Linked DNA regions of Homo sapiens: region 1 is linked to region 2. A link is a loop called in an ENCODE intact Hi-C map of the cell type or tissue named here. Cell type or tissue: mammary epithelial cell. All regions are shown on one strand. Each heading gives the region's core, and the rest is flanking DNA. Links, peaks and the distances in the headings are about the cores only. Region 1 overlaps GHR (growth hormone receptor). Region 2 holds the start of GHR (growth hormone receptor).

Evidence for each region. Peaks named below come from ENCODE experiments on the same cell type or tissue, not always from the same donor. Only the 100,000 strongest peaks of a DNase experiment are listed, where the experiment ranks them.
Region 1: a loop joins it to region 2, with 7 times the contacts of the local background. A loop is called at or near these places in 5 of 110 quality-filtered maps.

Annotation. Positions count from the first base shown.
Region 1 is chr5:42,632,914-42,640,913 of GRCh38, forward strand. All of the region lies in intron 3 of GHR (growth hormone receptor), which reads left to right. Among named protein-coding and RNA genes, the nearest start is that of CCDC152, 120 kb to the right of the region's middle. In mammary epithelial cell, for the core only: a CTCF peak has its summit at 3,718 (motif pointing left); no DNase peak of the experiment used is centred there; H3K27ac peaks cover 255 bases.
Region 2 is chr5:42,410,987-42,427,190 of GRCh38, forward strand. GHR (growth hormone receptor) reads left to right here and starts at 12,453. Exons shown (of 10, transcript NM_000163.5): 1 at 12,453-12,969. RefSeq lists promoters at 11,736-12,821, 12,245-12,817, 12,427-12,527, 12,725-13,493, 13,146-13,493 and 1 more, cis regulatory regions at 11,736-12,244, 12,582-12,622 and an enhancer at 12,449-12,598. In mammary epithelial cell, for the core only: a CTCF peak has its summit at 12,432 (motif pointing right); a DNase peak (open chromatin) is centred at 12,465; H3K4me3 peaks cover 2,072 bases.

The DNA of each region.
Region 1 (8,000 bases), core at 1-8,000, 210 kb after region 2:
AATCTCCTAGAGAAAAGCAAAACATTTTTAGTATTCCCAAATAAGACAGGCACCTCAACTAGGGTGCTGTGGTTGCACGTTCTTTGTAGTTTTTCAAGAATTTTATTTCTCTGTCATGATTATTTATTGGCAGAAGATTTGTTGGGCCAAACATGTAAGACTTTCTTAAACACATATAGAGAAAAAAATTAGATGATTGCACATCTTTCTGAGGGAGATTTTTCCCCTATTTTTAAAAGTCATTGCTTTTCACTGAATTTGTCTTGTATTCCTATAAAAGTGTAAATTTTGTGATTGATAGCATTTTTACCTCAAAATGAAATGAATATCCAACTGGAGCAAGTTTTATTGACTGCTTATTGGAGCATAAATTAGTCTAAGTTTTCATGAAAATAGGCATTTGAACATGAGTATTAATGGCTGAGATCAGAGGCAAGTTTTGAAAGGATTCCAAAATATTATCATATTAGATAGGCAAGCAAATGAATTGCTTGAATGCTAGAAGTTCACAAACATTCAAACAATTGTGAGTTACATTAACTTCAATAAAAACTTTTGCAGGACAAAAATTTAATATAGTAAACTTCATCTTGCTTGTCCAGGTCCGTATACATTCTTAGCTGGACTCTTGTCCTAGCTTCCTAATTTTTCTTCCTATCTCCTATTTTTCCCTATTCCAAGCCACCATACTCTGTTCTTGATTAATTCTTCCTGCCTACCTCTGATTCAGTGATTCATCTGCCCAATCATCTATAGTAGCTCCAAACTCTTTTCTAAATTATGAATAAACTTATCTCCCTGGCATTCAGAAAATTCAACAGCATTCATCTTACACACTTTTCTAGCCTTATCTCCCTTTTCTCTTATGTACTCCTATGTTTATATTCCCTGCAGTCTTGCTTCATTATATCCATTTACAATGACCCTTTTACCAGTAATTTCCTCTTCTTTCCTCTCAGTCTGAAACAATCCTTCATAGATTTTGTCCTGTGAGCCATATTTCAAATACAACTTTATCCACAAAGCTTTGCCCAGTTCCCACAAGAGGATTCTGCTTTTGCTTTAGAATTGTAGCCTTTTTTTCCTCTCTCGCAAGGAGAGAGAGCGTAGCACCGCAGTTTAAGTACTCAGCCTCTGGAGTAAGCTTTAGTTTAAGACCCAGTTCTACTGCTTACTTCCTGTATGATCTTCTCTAAATTTTATGATCTCTTTGTCTTTTTTTTTTCATCTCTAAAATAAAGATGCTAATAGTACCTACCTCATAAGATGGTTGTGAGAATTATAAGTGTTGATATATTTAAAGTAGTTAGAATAGTATCTGGCCCTACAGTAAGCTTACGTGGTATTTATTGTATTCTCTTATGGCTCTTATTTTATTCCAATGTGTATTAAATTGAACCGTATGAAATTGCCCATGTCAACTCTATATTGGACCCTAAAATCATTATGTCTTTTGGTTCAACCAAATGTAGTGCTTTTTGCACCCCCCCTTAATAAATTGAACTATCTCTAAAGATAGGGACAATATCTTACACATCATTATATCCTACAGTACCTGCTACATACTTGACATATGCTGAGTATTTCACGGATGGTTATTGAATTTTGCACACACACACACACACACACACTGCAAAAAATAAACAGAAGCCAAGCCCTCCCCAGTATCTTAAGTACTCTTTGGCTACCAGGGAGTTTACTCCATGCTGTTCAGCAGTCATTTATGAAAGGAGAGTGATAAAGATATAGAGGAGGAGAATTTTATCTTGTCTATTGCTGAGTATAAATACTATGCCTTTCCGAAAAGCCTTCCACAGAACCTTTCCTTCAGGTCAGGGACCTAGTGTCATGGGTCGGTCTTGGATAACGTTGCAGGACATATCAGTTCAACTGCCAAGGGAATCATAAATAGTCCTACTCCTGCCTGCGGCCCACCACTGCCTCTCTGCTTTCATTCTTTTTTATCAGATATTTTCAACATCAAGAACTTATTAGCTGATAATTTAACTAAATTAAGTATAACATAAGGGAAATGTGTCCTGGCAGAGATGGCATCTTAGAGTGAATGCACAGTCTTTATTGGTTACCAAAAACAAAAAAAAAAAAACTTGAGCTTTGGACAAGCAGTAGAGAGCAGATTTGATACTGGGTTCTGACATGGAAGCTGACATTAAATTATTGACAGTCTACTTGTTTATAAACTATTCAATAAACAATTTAGTAAGTAAACATAGATTCTTGCAATCCCTTTTAAGGAAACAGTGTTTATGTTGGCTCTCTCTTGTACCCAACCTAGTGCTCAGCCTTTCCTGACTCACATAAGCACTAATCTCCAGATAACACCAAGCACCCTAGGGTTATTATTTATCCCCCTTCCTTGTTCTCTGAAATAAGAGAAAGGCAGGTTAAATTATGCACTTTATGTAAGAAGAAATGGAGGTACAGAGAAAACAGCTTAAGTCTCTTAACAGCCCAAGAGAGTGAAGAAGATATTGCCAATGCAATGAGTTGTATCTGTCCCTAGGTAAGTAAAATATTAATTAAAGCATACAACTATATTAATAATTAAAACAACAGTCTTTACTTATATGGACTTTGCAGTGACTTTTTTCCAGCCTGAAATACTCAGATAATGACTGCCATTAGTTTCACACGTTAGTGCTTTATTATATACTGCTTTGTTTTCACACAAAATCGTTGAGAGGTAAGAATTTTTTGAAAGAAATATTTGGTCTTAACTTTTTTATCCCCCTTCAACTTCAAGCAATTTTCTGAGCAATGATAAGTGGTAAGTAGATATTTACCACTTAGTTTACAAGAGACCTGTTTCTCTCTGTGCATTGACTTAGGCACTATTAATGAAACCTTTGGAATGCAGGTCCCTTCTGGTTGTAAACATATACTGAGGTCTTCTATTTCTTTTGGAACTCAAACAATAAGAAAATAGTTAGAAATCTGTTTGTGGGCATAGGTCTCTAAAAGCCTTAATCTTAGAAGTGAGTAAAAAAAATTTTAGGCCAGACGCGGTGGCTCATGCCTGTAATCCCAGCACTTTGGGAGGCCGAGGTGGGCGGATCACGAGGTCAGGAGATGGAGACCATCATGGCTAACACAGTGAAATCCCGTCTCTACTAAAAATACAAAAAATTAGCCGGGCGTGGTGGCGGGCGCCTGTAGTCCCAGCTACTTGGGAGGCTGAGGCAGGAGAATGGCGTGAACCCGGGAGGCGGAGCTTGCAGTGAGCCGAGATCTCACCACTGGACTCCAGCCTGGGCGACAGAGCGAGACCCCGTTTCAAAAAAAAAAAAAAAAAAAAAAAATTAGAGCCTAAGAAGGATGATTAAGCATCTTACTTAAATTTTCAGTATGCCTATGTACACTCTATATACTGACTTCTAGCATGGTTTCTTTGCCAAAGCATAACACACATTTTTTAAAGGGATAATTCAAGACAAACATTCTTTCACCCTGGGTGACCCCAATGGGTGGTGAACACTTTTTAGTAACTCTTGAAAGTTAAAGCATCCAACAGTTGGTTGTGACCTTTTTGGTTGTGACCTTTGAGTTCTTCTAGCTTGTAGCCCACTGATTTGCTGCTTAATTCCACAGCTTCAAAACCAACTCTAATCACTGCTCCCGAGAGAGCCCTAGCTTCTGCACACATGAGTCTCTCACCAGGAAAGGATACCTGAAGTCCAGAAAAGCCCTTTGTTCACACTGGCTCCTCCTAGTGGGGAACAGTTTTTTTAAATAATGTACATTTATGCACTGGGAAAATATCTTGAATTTATTATTTAGGTGTAACCAGACTTTAATACAACTTAACCTACACACTGAGAAAGCAGACATTTACAAAAAGATTTATGGCTTTGACAAAGCGTTCAAATGTAGTTACCATTAAATAGTAGTTCAAGTAATTGTGTGTCTCATGGCAAATACATGCAATATAAGGTAATATATATTTAAGCCAAAAATAACAAGAGGTGATCATTTGCTAAACAAAGAACTTATTACTTAGGAAAAAATGTTACACAACTTTCAAAGGACTTTTGAAAATATAGTATGATTTATAGGAAATTTATTTGCATATAATTCACAATATCTGGTACAAGGTAAGCTACCTCTGTGTTTTTTTTCTTTAGGTCAACAAATATTTAAACCAAGGGTTGGCAAACAGGCCCTCAGACCAGATGCTTGTTTTTGTAAATAAAGTTTTATTGGACCACACCCATGCCTGTTTGTTTCAGATTGTGTTTACTTTAGGGCTACAGTGGCAGAGTGGAGTAGCTAAGACACAGAGCATAGGTCCACAAACCTAAAATATTTACTCTCTGGCCCTCTAAAAAAAAGTATGCCAAACCATTCTAAACAGCAAAGCAATTAATTCTTTTTTTTCAACTCTTATTTTAGATTTAGGGGGTACACGTGCAGGTTTGTTACATGGGTCAATTGCATGTCTCTGAGGTTTGGTGTACAAATAATCCCCTTACCCAGGTATTGAGCATATTACTTGATGTTTTTCAACTCACACCCCGCTCCCAATCTTCACCACTCTAGTAGTCCCCTGTGTCTACTGTTGCCATCTTTATACCCATGTTTATCCAGTGTTTAGCTCCTGCTTATAAGTAAGAACATATGGTATTTCGTTTTCTGTTCCTGCGTTAATTCACTTATGATGATGACTTCCACATACATCCATGTTGCTGCAAAGGACATGATTTTGTTCTTTTTTATGGCTGCATAGCTTTTCATGGTATACGTGTACCACATTTTCTTTATCCAGTCCACCATCAATGCGCATCTAGGTTGATTTTATGTTTTTGCTGTTATGAATAGTCCTGTGATGAATATATGAGTGCGTGTGTCCTTTTTGTAGAATGATTTATTTTTCTTTGGGTATCTACCCAGTTATGGGATTGCTAGGTTGAATGGTAGTTCTGTTTTAATTTCCTTGAGAAATCTCCACACTGTTTTCCACAGTGGCTGAACTAATTTACATTCCCACCAGCAGCTATAATATGGTTGTTTGTTTGTTTGTTTGTTTGAGACGGAGTCTCGCTTTGTCGCCTGGGCTGGAGTGCAGTGGTGCGATTTCGGCTCACTGCACTCTCCGCCTCCCAGGTTCAAGCAATTTGCCTGCCTCAGCCTCCTGAGTAGCTGGGATTACAGTCGTGCACCACCACGCCCGGCAAATTTTTTTTATTTTTAGTAGAGACGGGATTTCACCGTGTTGGTCAGGCTGGTCTCGAACTCCTGACCTCGTGATCTGCCCCCCTCAGCATCCCAAATACTATACTGCCCCCTCAGTATAATATAGTATTTTAAGGAACTAATCATCAAGTTTGTACTGGTTACCCTCTTTTAGTCTCCTGTTATCTTCAATTTCATAATTGGCATTAATGACAATACAGTGTTCACTTTATAAATTTGCTTCATAGTAAACTCTTCTGAAATAAATTACAGTCATGCATCACTTAACAGTGGGGATAGGTTCTAAGAAATGCATAATTAGGTAATTTCATCATTGTGTAAACATGAAGTGTACTCACACAAACCTGGATGGTACAGTCTGCTGCACACCAGCCTTTATGATATAGTCTATTGTTCCTAGGCTACAAATCTATACAGCATGTTACTGTACTGAATATTCTCAGCAATTGTAACACAATGGTAAGTATTTATGTATCTAAACATAGAAAATGTACAGTAAACATATAGTATTGTAATCGTATGGGACGACTATCATATATGCAGTCTGTCGTTGACCAAAACATCATTATACAGCACAAGACTATAGTTGAAAATTTTAAATTACATATGTGGGTTGCACTGTATTTCTGTTTGCAGCATTGATATATACATTTAATGGTTTGTATGTTTGTGCTTGCATTCATAAATATTAAACTGTTACAGGGAGCATATTTTCTTGTGTAAAAAAATAAATAATTTTTATTTCTAATGACATATAAAATTATTATGGTTATGTTTAAAGAGGCTTGAAGAGGTATTATGGTTATGTTTGAAGAGGCAACGGAAACGTCACCTTTGTCATTGACCAAAACATCATTGTGTGGCTCACGACTGTAATAGTGTAAAGTAAGGATTCAATGTATCGGCTAATCAATGTGGACATATCATTCAGTATTATTAAAGATACTCCATCCAATGAAGACTGAACACCTGTAAATGCTTGGTGATGGATGGAAAGGGCAATTATTTGCAGCTGGACTGTCTGAGACGTGTCATCATTATTGCATAATATTTATTTAATGAAGGATCAATGCACCATACAGCTCCAGTTTGAGAACACACTTGACATTGTAGTTTGTAGATCTTTTATAAACTAACTGCTATCACTGAATTTTTGCTGAAGAATAAAGACAAAAGATTCTCTCTTTAGGAAATTGTGCACTTTAAAGACTCATAAACCTGAAACCTCACAGAATCATAATAGATGTATTTTCAGAGACAATTTCTGAGTCCTTGACATATTCTCAAATGTCATTCATGTCTTCACTGCCGCAGGTTATCTTTTTATTTTTATCTGTCATGGAAAAGCAGCCTTTTTTCTTTTTTTATCTCCTACTATGCCTTAATAAATAGAATTTAAAACCCCGAATTTGAATTATTGTGAAAGCCAATATTTGTAGCAAATCCATCTATGCTCTGTGTTGTCAGCACATATGGTTTTGTGTACCTGCTACCATGAAACTCTGCCAGGGTTATCCTCAGAGAAATGGAGAGACACCTGATGCCATCCTTACTCTGACAGAAGTTTTTCTTTCTGTGAATTCCAAAAACTTTTGAAGTTATGCATCTCTTGCATTGAACTTCAGTGGCTTGTGTACACATGGTATCTTCCTTTCTAGATTGTAAGTTCTTTGAGGGCAGGGACTGAACCTTTCTCATCTTTATATGCTCTGCTCCTCCACCCTTGGTTTAGCCAGGGCCTTACAAAAAGTAGAAGCTTAAATAATGTTTATTAGGTGAATATCATACTAAGTTCCAGAAATTACCTGAGAGCAATTGAAGAAGGGAAGTGTGGAGGGAGAGGTGTTAGCATAGATTTCATAGTGTTTGAGTTTGGCAGTTTGGCATCCTTTTCCTCAACACTAATACTGACACAGATAAGTAACCTAACTGCCTTCTCAAATCTGAGAGCAGTAGATGCATTTTCTCTTTTGGGACTTTTCTATCTCATGTGGGAAAAGCAAACAAGAAGGTCCTGCAAAAGTCTTGTGGGTATTTATTCTTATCAGTGGTTGTGGCAAACTCTCTTACTGGTTTCAATTGGTCCCACAGGCTATGTGATGAGGACTTTGGGGTTTGGGGAGCTGGGAACCATGAGTTGTCTCTTAAGTATGACCTAACATACTGCTAATACCCCACAAGCTTCAATTTATCCATCTCGAAATGGAGATACTAACATCTATCTCAAAGGGTCATTGTGAGGAGCGAGTAGGAACATAGAAAAGTTCCTAGCACAAAGTAGATATGGAAGATATGGAATAAGGTGTTAGGTATTTTATTATTTTTACTGCTGCTGCTGCTGTTACTACTACTGCTATTATTATTACTACTCCTGGAAGAGTAGGACTTGCCTGGGACACTGACCCTACTTACCCCTTCACCTCATTCACCAAAACTTATCTCCTATATAAATTCATGTATATTTTTCTGGAAGGATAAGAAAAATCCTTCATCTAGGTAGCGTATTTTGTATTTGAATAGTTTATGTTTCAAATCCCAGAGAAGGCCTATACAGCCAAATTTGGAAAAAAAATAAATTTAAAAATAAATATTCAGTGTTTCATATATAATAAAATACCTAACATCTTATTCCATATCATATATGTGTGTGTGTGTGTGTATCTTTTAATTGCCATGTATTTCTACCAAAAAATACAAAACTTAATTTTGCGTCCTGAAAGACCCTCGTTTGAGAATCCCTGCTTTTATGTTCTGCTTTAGTCCAGGCAACAGATAGCTTAGGTTGTCAC
Region 2 (16,204 bases), core at 8,205-16,204:
GAAATTCTCCAGTAGTTCATACCCTCACTTGACCTTTTCTGGCTTCACTGGGTAGACATTGAGTAGGCAGAGCTGGGTTTTTTTCAAGCTCAAAAGGGTTCAGTGTTATTTCTCTTGGGCATCCATGATGCCCTCAGTCAAGTCTGATTAGCAAGTTACATTGAGAGTTCATTTAGTAATTGGAAATGATCTGTGTGCCTTTTATGAAGGAAAGCGGTTATGAGAAACTTTCTCATACCTGGTCAGATTCCTTTCTCATTTATATCCTTTTTTTTGCTTTTATATTTTCACTTCTTTTAAAAATTAAGAAGATAGAGGTAAAGAAAAGAATCCTACAGTATGTGAAGATAGGCAGTAGGAAAGGATTGAAATGGAAAATGAAAGAAGGGATAGACATCCCTTTATCACACTGAGGTGCCTGAATTTACTTCCTGGGAGTGTAGGCTGAATAAGTAGCATAGGTTGTTTGGAACTGGGATCCCACCACATCTAACAGACTCCAGGGCTTCTGTCATTTCATTACTCTATGGCACCTAGCTGAAAGCTTATGGTCTTCCTCTATCTTGTGGTGACCACAATGGAATTGAATTTGATACCGGGAACAGCAATTTATGAAGGAGTTTGATAAACTGGAGCACACACCAAGGAGGTAGCCCAGGATGGTGTAGGGTCAGCAAGTCTCATTGACTTCTCATGTCAATGAGAAGTAGTGAAAACACCTGTGTGTGTTTGGTCTGGAGAAGAGGTAACTGGCAGTATGACATGTAAGTGTGTCTCATGAAACAAACAAATTTAAATTGCTAATTTTTTCCCTATGAGAGATAGAATCAGGTACAAATAATAGAATAGCAAATTCTTAGTAACATATTTTTAACAAATAATGCAGTCATGCTGCCCAGTGAGGGAATTAGTGGGTTACTCATCAGTACAATTATTCAGAAAGCAGAAATCATCTCAATGTTTCTAATTGTTTCATCATCTTTGATAGATGATTGTCTATCAGATGGGTTTTTTAAACAGGCTTTTGCATTTGGTGAGAAGGTAAAGAAAATAATGTCAATTTTTAAAAATCTCCACACTTAAATTATTTAAAGGGGAATGTTTATTCATGAGTCTCTTTTGAGACCTGTTTGATTTTGTTCCTCTCTACCAGGTGGCTGTACATAATCTGGCATATCCCTGGCCTGTAACTTTCCTGTGGGTGAATCCACTAAAGAGCATAAAGGAGATCAGTTTTATTTATTCCTTTGAGTTTTTATAAACTCTGAATTGAAATACCTATTTTTTGAAATTCATAAAATAAATGGTAATTTTTGTTCGTTTGTTTTTGCTTTTTTAATTATACTTTAAGTTCTAGGGTACATGTGCACAACGTGCAGGTTTGTTACATAGGTATACATGTACCATGTTGGTTTGCTGCACCCATTAACTCATCATTTACATTAGGTATTTCTCCTAATGCTATCCCTCCCCCATGCCCCTACCCCATGACAGGCACCAGTGTGTGATGTTCCCCACCCTGTGTCCAAGTGTTCTCATTGTTCAATTCCCACCTATGAGTGAGAATATGTGGTGTTTGGTTTTCTGTCATTGCTATAGTTTGCTCAGAATGGTTTCCAGCTTCATCCATGTTCCTTCAAAGGACATGAATTCATCCATTTTTATGGCTGCATAGTATTCCATGTTGTAGATGTGCCACATTTTCTTAATCCAGTCTATCACTGATGGACATTTGGACTGGTTCCAAGTCTTTGCTACTGTGAACAGTGCCGCAGTAAACATACGTGTGCATGTGTCTTTATAGCAGCATGATTTATAATCCTTTGGGTATATACCCAGTAATGGGATGGCTGGGTCAAATGGTATTTCTAGTTCTAGATCCTTGAGGAATCACCACACTGTCTTCCACAACAGTTGAACTAGTTTACACTCCCACCAACAGTATAACAGTGTTCCTATTTCTCTACATCCTCTCCAGCATCTGTTGTTTCGTGACTTTTTAATGATCACCATTCTAACTGGCGTGAGATGGTACCTCACTGTGGTTTTGATTTGTGTTTCTCTGATAACCAGTGGTGATGAGCATTTTTTCATGTGTCTGTTGGCTGCATAAATGTCTTCTTTTGAAAAGTGTCTGTTCTTATACTTTGCCCACTTTTTGATGGGGTTGTTTCATTTTTTCTTGTAAATTTGTTTAAGTTCTTTGTAGATTCTGGATATTAGCCCTTTGTCAGATGGGTAGATTGCAAAATATTTCTCCCATTCATGTAGGTTGCCTAGCTAACTCTGATGGTAGTTTCTTTTGCTGTGCAAAAACTGTTTAGCTTAATTAGATCCCATTTGCTAATTTTGGCTTTTGTTGACATTGCTTTTGGTGTTTTAGTCATGAAGTCCTTGCCCATGCCTATGTCCTGAATGGTATTGCCTAGGTTTTCTTGTAGGGTTTTTATGGTTTTAGGTCTAACATTTAACTCTTTAATCCATCTTGATTTAATTTTTGTATAAGGTGTAAGAAAGGGATCCAGTTTCAGCTTTCTATATATGGCTAGCCAGTTTTCCCAGCACCATTTACTAAATAGGGAATCCTTTCCCCATTGCTTGTTTTTCACAGGTTTGTCAAAGATCAGATGGTTGTAGAAGTGTGGTGTTATTTCTGAGGGCTCTGCTCTGTTCCATTGGTCTATACACCTGTTTTGGTACCAATACCATGCTGTTTTGGTTACTGTAGCCTTGTAGTATAGTTTGAAGTCAGGTAATGTGATGGCTCCAGCTTTGTTCTTTTTGCTTAGGATTGTCTTGGCAATGAGGGCTCTTTTTTGGTTCCATATGAACTTTAAAGTAGTTTTTTCCAGTTCTATGAAGAAAGTCATTGGTAGCTCGATGGGGATGGCATTAAATCTATAAATTACCTTGGGCAGTATGGCCATTTTCATGATATTGATTCTTCCTATCCATGGGCATGGAATGTTCTTCCATTTGTTTGTGTCCTCTTTTATTTCATTGAGCAGCGGTTTGTAGTTCTCCTTGAAGAGGTCCTTCACATCCCTTGTAAGTTGGATTCCTAGGTGTTTTATTCTCTTTGTAGTAATTGTGAATGGGAGTTCACTCATGATTTGGCTCTCTGTTTGTCTGTTATTGTTGTGTAGGAATGCTTGTGATTTTTGCACATTGATTTTATATCCTGAGGCTTTGCTGAAGTTGCTTATCAGCTTAAGGAGATTTTGGGCTGAGATGATGGGGTTTTCTAAATATACAATCATGTCATCTGCAAATGGGGACAATTTGACTTCCTCATTTCCTAACTGAATACCCTTTATTTCTTTCTCTTGCCTGATTGCCCTGGCCAGAACTTCCAACGCTATGTTGAATAGGAGTGGTGAGAGAGGGCATCCTTGTCTTGTGCCAGTTTTCAAAGGGAATGCTTCCAGTTTTTGCCCATTCTTTATGATGTTGGCTGTGGTCTTGTCACAAATAGCTCTTATTATTTTGAGATACCTTCCATCAATACCTAGTTTATTGAGAGTTTTTAGCATGAAGGGCTGTTCAATTTTGTCAAAGGCCTTTTCTGCATCTATTGAGATAATCATGTGGTTTTTGTAGTTGGTTCTGTTTATATGCTAGATTATGTTTATTGATTTGCATATATTGAACCAGCCTTGCATCCCAGGGATGAAGCCAACTTGATCTTGGTGAATAAGCTTTTTGATGTGCTGCTGGATTCAGTTTGCCAGTATTTTATTGAGGATTGTTGCATCGATGTTCATCAGGGAGAATGGTCTAAAATTGTCTTTTTTTGTTGTGTCTCTGCCAGGATTTGGTATCAGGATGATGCTGGCCTCATAAAATGAGTTAGGGAGGATTCCTTCTTTTTCTATTGATTGGAATAATTTCAGAAGGAATGGTATCAGCTCCTCTTTGTACCTCTGGTAGAAATCGGCTGTGAATCTATCTGGTCCTGGACTTTTTTTGGTTGTTGGGCTCTTAATTATTGCCTCCATTTCAGAGCCTGTTATTGGTTTATTCAGGGATTCAGCTTCTTCCTGGTTTAGTCTTGGGAGTGTGTATGTGCACAGGAATTTATGCATTTCTTCTAGATTTTCTAGTGTATTTGCATAGAGGAGTTTATAGTATTCTCTGATGTTAGTCTGTATTTCTGTGGGATCAGTGGTGATATCCCCTTTATCATTTTTTATTGTGTCTATTTGATTCTTCTCTCTTTTCTTCTTTATTATTCTTGCTAGCAGTCTATCAATTTTGTTATCTTTTCAAAAGAACCAGCTCCTGGAGTCATTGATTTTTTGAAGAGTTTTTTGTGTCTCTGTCTCCTTCAGTTCTGCTGTGATCTTAGTTATTTCTTGCTTTCTGCTAGCTTTTGAATTTGTTTGCTCTTGCTTCTCTAGTTCTTTTAATTGTGATGTTAGGGTATTGATTTTAGATCTTTCCTGCTTTCTCTTGTGGGCATTCAGTGCTTTAAATTTCCCTCTACACACTGCTTTAAATGTGTCCTAGAGATTCTGGTACATTGTGTCTTTGTTCTCATTGATTTCAAAGAACATCTTTATTTCTGCCTTCATTTTATTATTTACCCAGTAGTCATTCAGGGGCAGGTTGTTCCGTTCCCAGGTAGTTGTGCAGTTTTGACTGAGTTTCTTAATCCTGAGTTCTAATTTGATTGCTCTGTGGTCTGAGAAACAGTTTGTTGTTATTTTTGTTCTTTTACATTCGCTGACAAGTGCTTTACTTCCAACTATGTAGTTAATTTTGGAATAAGTGTGATGTGGTGCTGAGAAGAATGTATATTCTGTTGATTTGGGGTGGAGAATTCTGTAGATGCCTATTAGGTCTGCTTGGTACAGAGCTGAGTTCAATTCCTGGACATTCTTGTTAACCTTCTATCTTGTTGATCTGTCTAATATTGACCGTGGGATGTTAAAGTCTGCCATTATTATTGTGTGGGAGTCTAAGTCTCTTCGTAGGTCTCTAGGGACTTGCTTTATGAATCTGGGTGCTCCTGTATTGGGTGCATATATATTTAGGATAGTTAGCTCTTCTTGTTGAATTGATCCCTTTACCATTATGTAATGGCCTTCTTTGTCTCTTTTGATCTTTGTTGGTTTAATGTCTGTTTTATCAGAAACTAGGATTGCAACCCCTGCCTTTTTTTGTTTTCCATTTGCTTGGTAGATCTTCCTCCATCCCTTTATTTTGAGTCTATGTGAGCCTCTGCATGTGAGATGGGTCTCCTGAATGCAGCACACTGTTGGGTCTTGACTCTTTATCCAATTTGCCAGTCTATGTCTTTTAATTAGGGCATCTAGCCCATTTACATTTAAGGTTAATATTGTTATGTGTGAACTTGATCCCATCATTATGATGTTAGCTGGTTATTTTGCCCGTTACTTGATGCAGTTTATTCTTCACGTTGATGGTCTTTACAATTTGGCATGTTTTTGCAGTGGCTGGTATCAGTTTTTCCTTTCCATGTTTAGTGCTTCCTTCAGGAGCTCTTGTAAGACAGGCCTGGTGGTGGGTAAATCTCTCAGCCTTTGCTTGTCTGTAAAGGATTTTATTTCTCCTTCATTTATGAAGCTTAGTTTGGCTGGATATGAGATTCTGGTTTGAAAATTCTTTTCCTTAAGAATGTTGAATGTTGGCCCCCCTCTCTTCTGGCTTGTAGAGAGGGATCTGTAAAGATCTCTTGTAGAGAGGGATCTGTAAAGATCTCTTGTAGAGAGGGATCTGTAAAGATCTCTTGTAGAGAGGGATCTGTAGAGATCTCTTTCTGCCAAGAGATCCACTGTTAGTCTGATGGGCTTCCCTTTGTGGGTGACCCTACTTTTCTCTTTGGCTGCCCTTAACATTTTTTCCTTCATTTCAACCTTGGTGAATCTGATGATTATGTGTCTTGGGGTTGCTCTTCTTGAGGATTATCTTTGTGGTGTTCTCTGTATTTCCTGAATTTGAATGTTGGCCTGCCTTGCTAGGTTGGGGAAGTTCTCCTGGATAATATCCTGAAGAGTGTTTTCCAATTTGGCTCCATTCTCCCCATCAGTTTCAGGTACACCAATAAGACGTAGGTTTGGTCTTTTCACATAGTCCCATATTTCTTGGAGGCTTTGTTCATTTCTTTTTACTCTTTTTTCTCTAAACTTCTCTTCTCACTTCATTTCATTAATTTGATCTTCAATCACTGAAACCTTTTCTTCCACTTGATCAAATTGGCTACTGAAACTTATGCATGCATCATATAGTTCTCATGCGATGTTTTTCAGCTCCATGAGGTCATTTAAGGTCTTCTTTACACTGTTTATTCTAGTTAGCCATTCGTCTCATCTGTTTTCAAGGTTTTTAGTTTCCTCATGATGGGTTCAAACATCGTCCTTTAGCTCGGAGAAGTTTGTTATTACTGACCTTCTGAAGCCTACTTCTGTCAACTCATCAAAGTCATTCTCCATCCAGCTTTGTTCTGTTGCTGGCAAGGAGCTGCAATCCTTTGGAGGAGAAGAGGCGCTCGGGTTTTTAGAATTTTCAGCTTCTCTGCTCTGGTTTCTCCCCATCTTTGTGGTTTTATCTACCTTTGGTCTTTGATGTTGGTGACTACAGATGGGGTTTTGGTGTGGATGTGCTTTTTGTTGATGTTGATGCTATTCCTTTCTTTTTGTTAGTTTTTCTTCTACCAGTCAGGTCCCTCAGCTGCAGGTCTGTTGGAATTTGCTGGAGGTCTACTCCAGAAACTCTTTGCCTGGGTATCACCAGCAGAGGCTGCAGAACAGCAAATATTGCTGCCTGATCCTTCCTCTGGAAGCTTCATCCCAGAGGGGCACCTGCCTGTATGAGGTGTCTGTCAGCCCCTACTGGGAGGTGTCTCCCAGTTAGGCTACACGGGGGTCAGGGACCCACTTGAGGAGGCAGTCTGTCCTTTCTCAGAGTTCAAACACCATGCTGGGAGAACCACTGCTCTCTTCAGAGCTGTCAGACAGGGCCATTTAAGTCTGCAGAAGTTTCTGCTGCCTTTTGTTCAGCTATGCCCTGCCCCCAGAGTTGGAGTCTACAGAGGCAAGCAGGCCTCGTTGAGCTGCGGTGGGCTCCACCCAGTTCAAGCTTCCCAGCCACTTTCTTTACCTACTCAAGCCTCAGCAATGGCTGACGTCTCTCCTCCAGCCAGGCTACCACCTCGTAGTTTGATGTTGGACTGCTGCACTAGCAGTGAGCAAGGCTCTGTGGGTGTGGGACCTGCTGAGCCAGGCACAGGAAGGAACTTCCTCGTCTGCTGGTTGTGAAAACTGAGGGAAAAGTGAAGTATTTGGGCAGAAGTGTACCATTCCTCCAGGTACAGACTGTCACTGCTTCCCTTGGCTAAGAAAGGGAAATTCCCCAACCCCTTGCTCTTCCCGGGTGAAGCGACGCCCCACCCTGCTTCAGCTTATTCTCTCTGGGCTGCACCCACTGTCCAACCAGTCCCAATGAGATGAACCAGGTACCTCAGTTGGAAATGCAGAAATCACCCGTCTTCTGCATCAGTCACGCTGGGAGCTGCTGATGAGAGCTGTTCCTATTTGGCCATCTTAGGTTGTTTTCCAATAAATGGCAATTTTAAGCTTTCACCTGGCTCTGGGACCTCCTCATAAATTTTGGCTAAGAATACCCAGATCATGAAATAACATTTTCCCTGTTACCTTCCAATATAGGGGGAAAGCAATAAATACTTCCCTAAGTCATTTTTTTCTCTTCATGATTCCCTTGCCATCCTCACCCAAGGCAGTTGTGGGATGGAACTAGGGGACTAAGATAAAGAGAGTACCCTAGTCAAAGAGCTCTCACAGTGTGCTCACAAGCATCACATGCTCAATTCCATGATATGCTGAGTCCTGGGCAAGGAAGGAATTCTCAGCACTCTTGTACCTGCTACCTGACATTCTTGAGCCTCTTACCCTGCTATGGTTTTCTTTAATCAGCACTTCAGTGATTTACTTATTATGTTTATTGTTCATTGTCTCTCCTAACTAGAATGCAAGCCCCATGAGGGCAGCATCTTTGTAGATATGTGGTATAAATTTTGTTCCCTGATGCATGCTAAGTTTTTAGAACGAAGTCTGTCATAGTGTAGGCTCACCAACATTTGTATGAATGAAAGAACATGGTGAATGGGAATTCAGTGTTAGTTTAAAAAAAATTCATTAAAGGGATAATATTTTATTAGAATCTTATTAATTTTACCAGTAAATATTGTATTAATCAGGGAGATATATATATATATATATGTCATATTCATGAGATATATATATATATATATATGTCATATTCATGAGATATATATACAGAGACTTATTTTGAGAAATTTGCTCACATAATTGTGAAAACTGAAAAGTCAAAAATCTACAGGGTAAATTGGTTACAGATTTAGGGAATAGTTGATATGCAGTTTGAATCCAAAGGCTGCCTGCTGACAGAATTTTCTCTTCTTTGGGATAGGTCAGTTTTTTTCTCTTAATGCCTTCAACTGATCGATTGAGGCCCACCTACATTATGTAGAGCAATATGATTTACTCAAAGTCTATTGATTTAAATGTTAATCTTACCATAAAAATGCCTTTGCCAAAAAAATCTAAAATAATATTTGACCAAATATCTGGGTACCATGGTCTAGCAAAATTGACACATAAAATTAACCATCTCAATGTGTCAACTTTGCTAGGGCATGGTACCCGGACATTTGGTCAAATATTATTCAAATAAATTTAGAATTTATCACAAATGTTTGATATCATAATTTGATTTACAAATATCAATCTAATACTTTATTTTACAGCTGAATGATCTCAGAGAGCAACCCCTTCCTTCTATAGGCCAAGAAATGGAGTCATTGTGAGATTAGTAACTAATTTACCCAAAATCACAGAGGACCCACACAGGATCCCAAGGCTCCTGACTAACAATCCTATGTTCTTCAACTACAAATGCTATAAAACAAAACAGCTATAAAATGCTACTTTAAGTGTTTTGGCCTCTTTTGTTTTGTTTTGAGAAGAAGCTTTGGCATTTTATAGTACAACAGAGTGACTAAAGCCATGCTCTAACCTCAGATAACTGTAGATTTAGGAAGTTTATACTGTGGTGTTTTATGGTTTGGGGAGATGGCGATCTGACCTAGATATCTGCACTTGAATATATATAATCAGAATTATTTTCTAATTGTTTCTATTGTCTTCAAGGCAGTTTATATTTTTTGCTAAGCCCTACTGGGGATGTATAAAAGACTGGGGAAGGGTGGGCCATAATAAGGTAAGGCCATAATAAGGTAAAATAGGTTGGACAAGATAAGTTAGCCAATATCTGAGTAAAGACTTCAAGGAACTGTAGGAGGAAGCAAATGAATATTTGTGGAAGTGTGTTTAAATCAGAGAGAAAAGCCAGCAAAAAGCCTTCAAGTTAGGAGTCTGCCTGGCCTGCTTAAGAAACAGCAGGGAGGCCGGTGTGCTGGGAGCAGAATGGATGACCCAGTGATGGGGAAATTCATGGGAGATGAGGTGTGGGGCAAAGGTACATAGCTCACGTAGGGTCTCATGGGCCATTTTGAATTTTATTCTGATTTGAATGGGGAACCATTGGAGGGTTTTGAGCTGAGGAATGACATGATATTAATTTTAAAAGGAATGACTATGGCAACTGAATTTATACTTTGGGTTGTTGTTGGTGTTGGTTGGGGATTAGGGGTGGGGTTTGTCAAAGCAAGCAGACCAGTTGAGTTGAGAGACTACTGCAGTAATCTGAGAAATTCTGGTGGTTCAGACCAGGTGTCTCTGGACCTCTCCAAGAAAATAGACAGAGTTTTGAATGTGGAATGTGATTGGCAGAGAAGAAGTAAGGATGATTTCAAAGGTTTGTGGCCTGGGTAACTGGCAGGAAGTAGTTGCCATCTACTGAGATGGAAATGTCACCCACTGTGATTGGAGTATGTTTAAGGAGAAAGAACCAGAGTTCAGATGTGGACATGTCAAGTTTCAGAGGTCTGTTAGACATCCAAATGGAGATACCCAGTTGTTAGCCTGGAGCTCTGTGGAGAGATCTGGGTTAGAGATATAAATCCAAGAGATACAACTTTTCATTCAATTTGATTATTTATTGGACGCTTTATAAACTCTGTAAATACTGGGCACTAACCTAGACATTGCAGGTACAGATATTAAGAATATATAGTTTCTCCCTCAGAAATCTCTTAATTAATGAGAAAAGCAGACATGTCAACAAAACTGCAATATTTAATAAAAGAAGATATAAAGGCCTATAAAGGTGCTGATACAGGGAGAATTAATTAATTCCACCCTGGGGAATAGTCAGGAAGACCTTCAGAGAGAAAGTAAACAATTGATTGGAACTTTAAGATTAAGAAGGATTTCTCTGGGTGGACAAAGTAGGATCTTCCAAGCAGAGTGGAAACCATGAGCAAATGCAGTTTCATTCTTCAGAAGGTAAATGTGCTCTGGCATGCCTTAACTTATAACAAATTAATCAACTCAATACCTGCTACATTTTCCCTCACAATTTGGAATATATAAAGAGGCACATACTACTATGGACCAATACCTGGTCATATATGAGATTGAAGGACCTTTACTTACGAGGCTTAAAAATAAAGACTGCCCTTCATGTCAGTTGCAGGTTTATATCTAGTTCTATAGTATTAACTGAGGTGTCTTTTCCTATGTTTTCTGTGCATGATGACTTTTTAAAAATCAAAGACAGAGCAGCAGCCAGAGTAGTCTAGTTTCATGGCACACAGAATGGAGGATATTGCTGAACCCAGATTTAAAAAAAAAAAGAAGTCAATTCTTATTTTTTTAAGTATGGCCCTGAGCTCATCTCAGAGCATAAACAATAGAATTTAGAATATCTTTTATGACTCCGTCTGGCACCTCCTAAACTAGATCAAGATTCTCTAGCTCAGGGAAGAAGGGCAAAGGATGAGAAGGCACAGAGAGGATATAAACAGAGAGGTTGGTAGTGCCAGGCTCTGAAGAAGGTCCAACTTGGAAGGTCATTTCAGACAGGCGTGGAGTCAGCATTTGAGGCCTGTCTGGTCTCTACTCCTGCCAGGACTACCCTGTCAGCCAGCTTGGCAGGTATGGACCACCCAGCAGGAGTTTTTCTTGACTGTGCCCTAATCTTTTACTTTCCCAAGTTTCTCTATATGGGTACCTCCCCTTTTAAAAGCTCCAGACACAGCCAAGCACCACTATTGCTCCAGCAAAGTATGAAGCCCCAGAAATCAATGGTTTGGGGAAGAGTCTTAGGGGAACTAAATGCCTCCTTATTTTTAGATGCCATAGAACAAGAGCAGTTCAGGATCAATAACCATCCCACCCCATGATAAAACACGCCCCTTCCAGAATCTTTCCTTTTTCGTTCATTCTAGGTGTCTGTCTGGAACAGCTGGGGTATTTGAGCCACAGCTGAGCTTCTGAAAGCATTCTAAGGAACAGTTTTTCACTTATCTGATTCCTTTGAAAATAGGGGTATCTTATGTGATATCTGCTATCCCAGAGTCTTTGGTCCTCTGTTCCTTCTCAAGTCTTGGCTCCCGTGTACTACTTCAAAGCCCTATAGATATTTTATTCTAAAGAAAAGAAACTTGGTTCCTTTAAGTTGTTTAAACATTTCTTTCTGGGTATAAACTTGGGTTTGTGTCTGGGAGCTCTGTTAAAAAAAAAAAGTCTTTAGTAAGCCAAAGCTGTTAGAAGCTTATAAGTAAGTGACATTACAATTGACCGTCAGTAAATAGTGGAAAGATTGCATGACTAGCTACTCCTTCAGATCTGAGACAACCTGGAGCTAGATTTTTGTACTCTCTACTCAGAAAAGCATATAGTGACTTGGGGTTTGATGCTGTACAAAAATGACATGCTTATGCACAACTTTAACTTTCTGCAACACTTTTACAACTTCTTGTGAATGAAGTAGGCAGGGCTCGCATTTGACAGATGAGCTATGTCCAGCGTGAGGCAGAGTTAAAACCCTTTTCCTGGCTCAGGAACTTCAGGCTGGGGCCTGTGTCTGCTCTCCCTGCATCCCTGTCCTCTAGCAGATACCTCTCTGCTAACATGCTGAGTGTCCTTGGTAAATTACTCATTCTCTCTGTCTCCGTCTTCTAACCTCCACAATAAAGTCCTTCGTAGTTTTAACTATCTTTTCACTGTGCCCCAGTGAGCAGGAGTTTGGAACTTGATTGTTGATGGAAAGGCAATATTTGGATGGCTAAACACGCTTTCCAAGGTATCTCGCTGATCTTCCTCTCATTCCTGGAGATAGCTAACCTTTTTGTAAGTGTTTCTTTGAGTCTGTGGACTGCACTTAACGCTCTTGTAGGTCCTGCTTTCATTTGGAACGGGCAGGCGGAGAGGAAGGAAGTGTATTGCAACTACCAATATTTTCCTCTAGGAGGAGCCGCGCAGCTCAGTTGAGAGTGACACGCACCAACTCCAGCTCCTCGCCGGGAAGACTTCATCCCAGCAACTCGGAATGCTTGGCCCGGGCGGCACTCGGCCTCTCCGCAGCAGTTCTCGAACTGGCCTCCTTGAACGTCCGCTTCGCCTTCGCTTCTGCAACCTGGATCTGGGGGACTGCGGGCCAGGCGCGGCGTGACCCCTGGTGAACGGTGGCCGCCTTTTCCCACCCCTGCCCTCCCATCCTCCCTTCCCGTTTCACCCCGCCCCCTCTCTCCTCCCCAAGCCTGACAGCCCGCGAGCTGCCAAGCAGGGCGCAGCCATGGGAAGAGGAGGAGGGCTAGGGAGCGGCGGCGGCGGCGGCAGCGGCAGCAGCAGCTGCTACAGTGGCGGTGGCGGCGGCGGCTGCTGCTGAGCCCGGGCGGCGGCGGGGACCCCGGGCTGGGGCCACGCGGGCCGGAGGCCCCGGCACCATTGGCCCCAGCGCAGACGCGAACCCGCGCTCTCTGATCAGAGGCGAAGCTCGGAGGTACTGGAGTGGGGCTCCGGGAGTCTGGCTTTATTTTCCTCCTGTTGTGCCAGGGGGCCTGAGGGTGAACCCTGGGACTCTAGTTGTTTATGAAAACGGGAGGATCTGTCTTATATATTTACACGGATAATTTTTTATTCCGGATGACTTGGCTGTGCTCCCCTCCTCCTTGCGAAGAAGTTGTTTTCTGCTGGTGGGTTGTTGTAACCCAATCTAGTGTGTGTGTGTGTGTGTGTGTGTGTGTGTGTGTGTGTGTGTGTGTGTCTGGAAGTTGGTGAGGGCGGCAGGGAGTTGCGGGCGACAGACGAACCATCACACTCTGGCGTCTGCTCTGGCCCGCGAGTAGTGTACGTGGAGGGGTTTACTCCGGAGACAGTTTTGTTAAAGTCATAAAAGTTTTGCTAGTGTGTTTCTGTTTGCCATCATCTGCCTGGCTGCGGCAGGAACTGCCGAGGCTGCTGCTGTTGCGCGGGGAAGAATCCCCGGCAGCGCGACTGGAGAGACTGGGGAGGTCGAGCTGTGCGCGTGGACACAGCGCGCAGAGCGCGCGGTCTTTTGCGCGTTTGTGCGGGCCGCAGCCGCACGTTGGCACCGATGGAACTGGGGTCAGTAGAGTGACAGCCACCAGTCCGCATGAACTGGGGTAAGTGGAAATTGTGGCGAGCCGACCTCCCCCAGCTTTTGACACACTAGTGGTTGTAAAATCAACCAGGCTTAAAGTTTTGACAGAACTGCCAGAGGCTGCGGGTCAATGGGGTGGCCGCGTGTCTAGGGAGAGGGCGCTGGCGGCGCAGAGGGTGCGGGGCAGGGCACTTGCGAGTGCGTGGGGAAGTCTATTTGGGGCGAGTGCTTTATATATAGCCCGAGGGGATGCCTGCTGAGACCGAGCTGCGGGGGCTCTCGGTCTGGCGCGGACTGTGTGTCCTGAATGAGTGTACGTGTGCGCTGTGTGTGCGCGCGCGAGTGTGCGCCTGGGGAGGCGTGTCGGCGCCTGAGCCAGTAGGGTGTGCAGGGTGGAAGAGGCCACAGAGGTGCCGCCTGTCTGTTTGTGCCGCCAGGAGACCTTGGAAGGGACAGAGAAAGGTAACGGAAGGCCAAAGTGTTGGGAAGTCAGAGTAGTTTCTGCATAGGATTAAGTATTAAGGGCTTTAAAATAACTAAACGCATTGCCCTGAGTGGCTGAGGACTGGAAGTGAGGTTTTGGGGAGTTCTCAGGAGAACTGCATGGGAGGGCGTTTGGGAGGTCTAAGGGATGTGTAATATGTGTGAGTACAGAACTTCGGAGACAGACACAGGTTGGAGCTATGAATTTGAAATTTTCAGGGTGCTGCTGTCCACAGTCCAGGGACTGGCTGGTTTCAGAGGTATTCAGGCTCCCTGGTGTGTGTGCCTGGGAAGACACTCATCTTTTCTTGCAGACATGGGATATTGTGGCAGGTCAGGCTCTGTTTCCTGAGCAACTGGTGTTCCAGGCTAGTTTCCACCTGAATCACCCTAGAAGTGTCTTTTTTCTGATGATAAATGTTGAAACCTTTCCAGAAATTAAAATGCTGGATAGAAACAAAATTGATGCAGCAGACAGGATTGTTGATTCTATTTATTCAGTGATTGGGAGCTCTTTTTCCTTTTGAGAAAAGCAAAGCTCAGTGTTTCCAGATTAGATTTCAAGGAGTCTTCAGCTATCTACAGCTTCCCTTCTGGGCCTTTGGATGGAGCTGGAAGGATGTGTTTTGGCCTAAAGACCTTTGGAAGACATCATGTGTAGCTTAAAGAGGTTGTCCCGTCTCTCATCATCTTCTTCCACCCTTATAAACTTTTTGTTTTGCATTAATCTAAGGAAAGTTGGTGTGTCAACATTTAGCTTTTTTTTATTGGAGTAAATATATCACAGTGAAATTATAGTTATGGTCTCCTGAAGCCCATGGAAAGCCAACACTTAATGGGCAAAGGTGTGAAATGAAAGTCTATAAATGCAATGACAAAGTGACGAGATGAGTGCATTCTTTTTTCAAAATGAACATAACTGTGCTCACAAAAATTTGTTTTAGCCAGGCTTTGGGCCCATGTTTTTTATTATTAGTTTTTAAACAGCAGACTCCACATCATAAACCACTTTAAAATGGATACTAGAGGCCTCCTGTATGCTATCTCTGGCGCCTGCTTAAACAGATGTTTACAGTGCTTGGTAACCTATGGGATTGTCATGTTGAGTATCTTGTTAGCTCAGGACATAATGTTTATAGCATAATATAATAAATGGAGCCACAGTTGCAGCGTGCTTCTTCCAAGTGCATGAAGCAAATCTTGCAGCAGGGAAACAAATCTTGCAGTTGGTCCAACTTGGCTAGCCTTCTTTGGCTATCTCCTGGTGAGCAATGTTAATGTAAAGATAAATGTGAGTGACGTAGTGAGAAAGTGGGACAGTAAATTGTTTAGCTTAGTGAAAAAAGCATGGATTATGTTTTTTAAATCTGCTAACCTGAAGATTACACTTCTCAGGTCGTACCACTGGCAAATTGCACAACTATGGGAATTTGGTTTGCTTTTAAAGAGCAATTTTTAAAAAGTATGTCAGTAATGAAAATAACTTATATTTCTTAATGTGTTTATGTGTGTCCATACAAGCCAATACTTTTTCTTCTTTAAAAAGAACCCTATAATTTCTGTGGTAATTATTTAAATATTATGAGCATTCAAATCTCCTAATCACCTTTTCAATCTTCAATTGATAAGAATCGAAGTTTGGTAAGACTGGAGTCATCCCTCAGCCAATTGTGTAAACAAGACAGTACAGAATGTCTTTCTGGCAAGTAATTTTTTTCAACCTGAAACAGATAATATAAATAATATGTCCCATAAAAGAATTACTTAAGATGATAATTACTTTAGAGGTAATTATCTGGTGCATGAACCTCTATCTGTGAAAATGGTCTAGTCTATCTCTTATTGGAAATAATCAGTTGGAAATCTCCCTTTTTCATTGGTCAGTCCATTCTAGGAAAGATTCATTTCTAGAAAGTTCTTATACTGAATCAACATTTTCTTCCATCCACTTGCCTATCCTTCAGCAGCTGACCACAATGAATCTAGTCTCTTTTCCCTGTGTTTACCATACTTGAAAACAAATATTATCCTCCTTGCCGAATCCCCTTTTGCCTACTCTTGGAGCAGTTTTTCATCCACTATAGGGTTCCACCCTCCTCTGCCTTGAACAAGATGCCCTTGATTGTACATT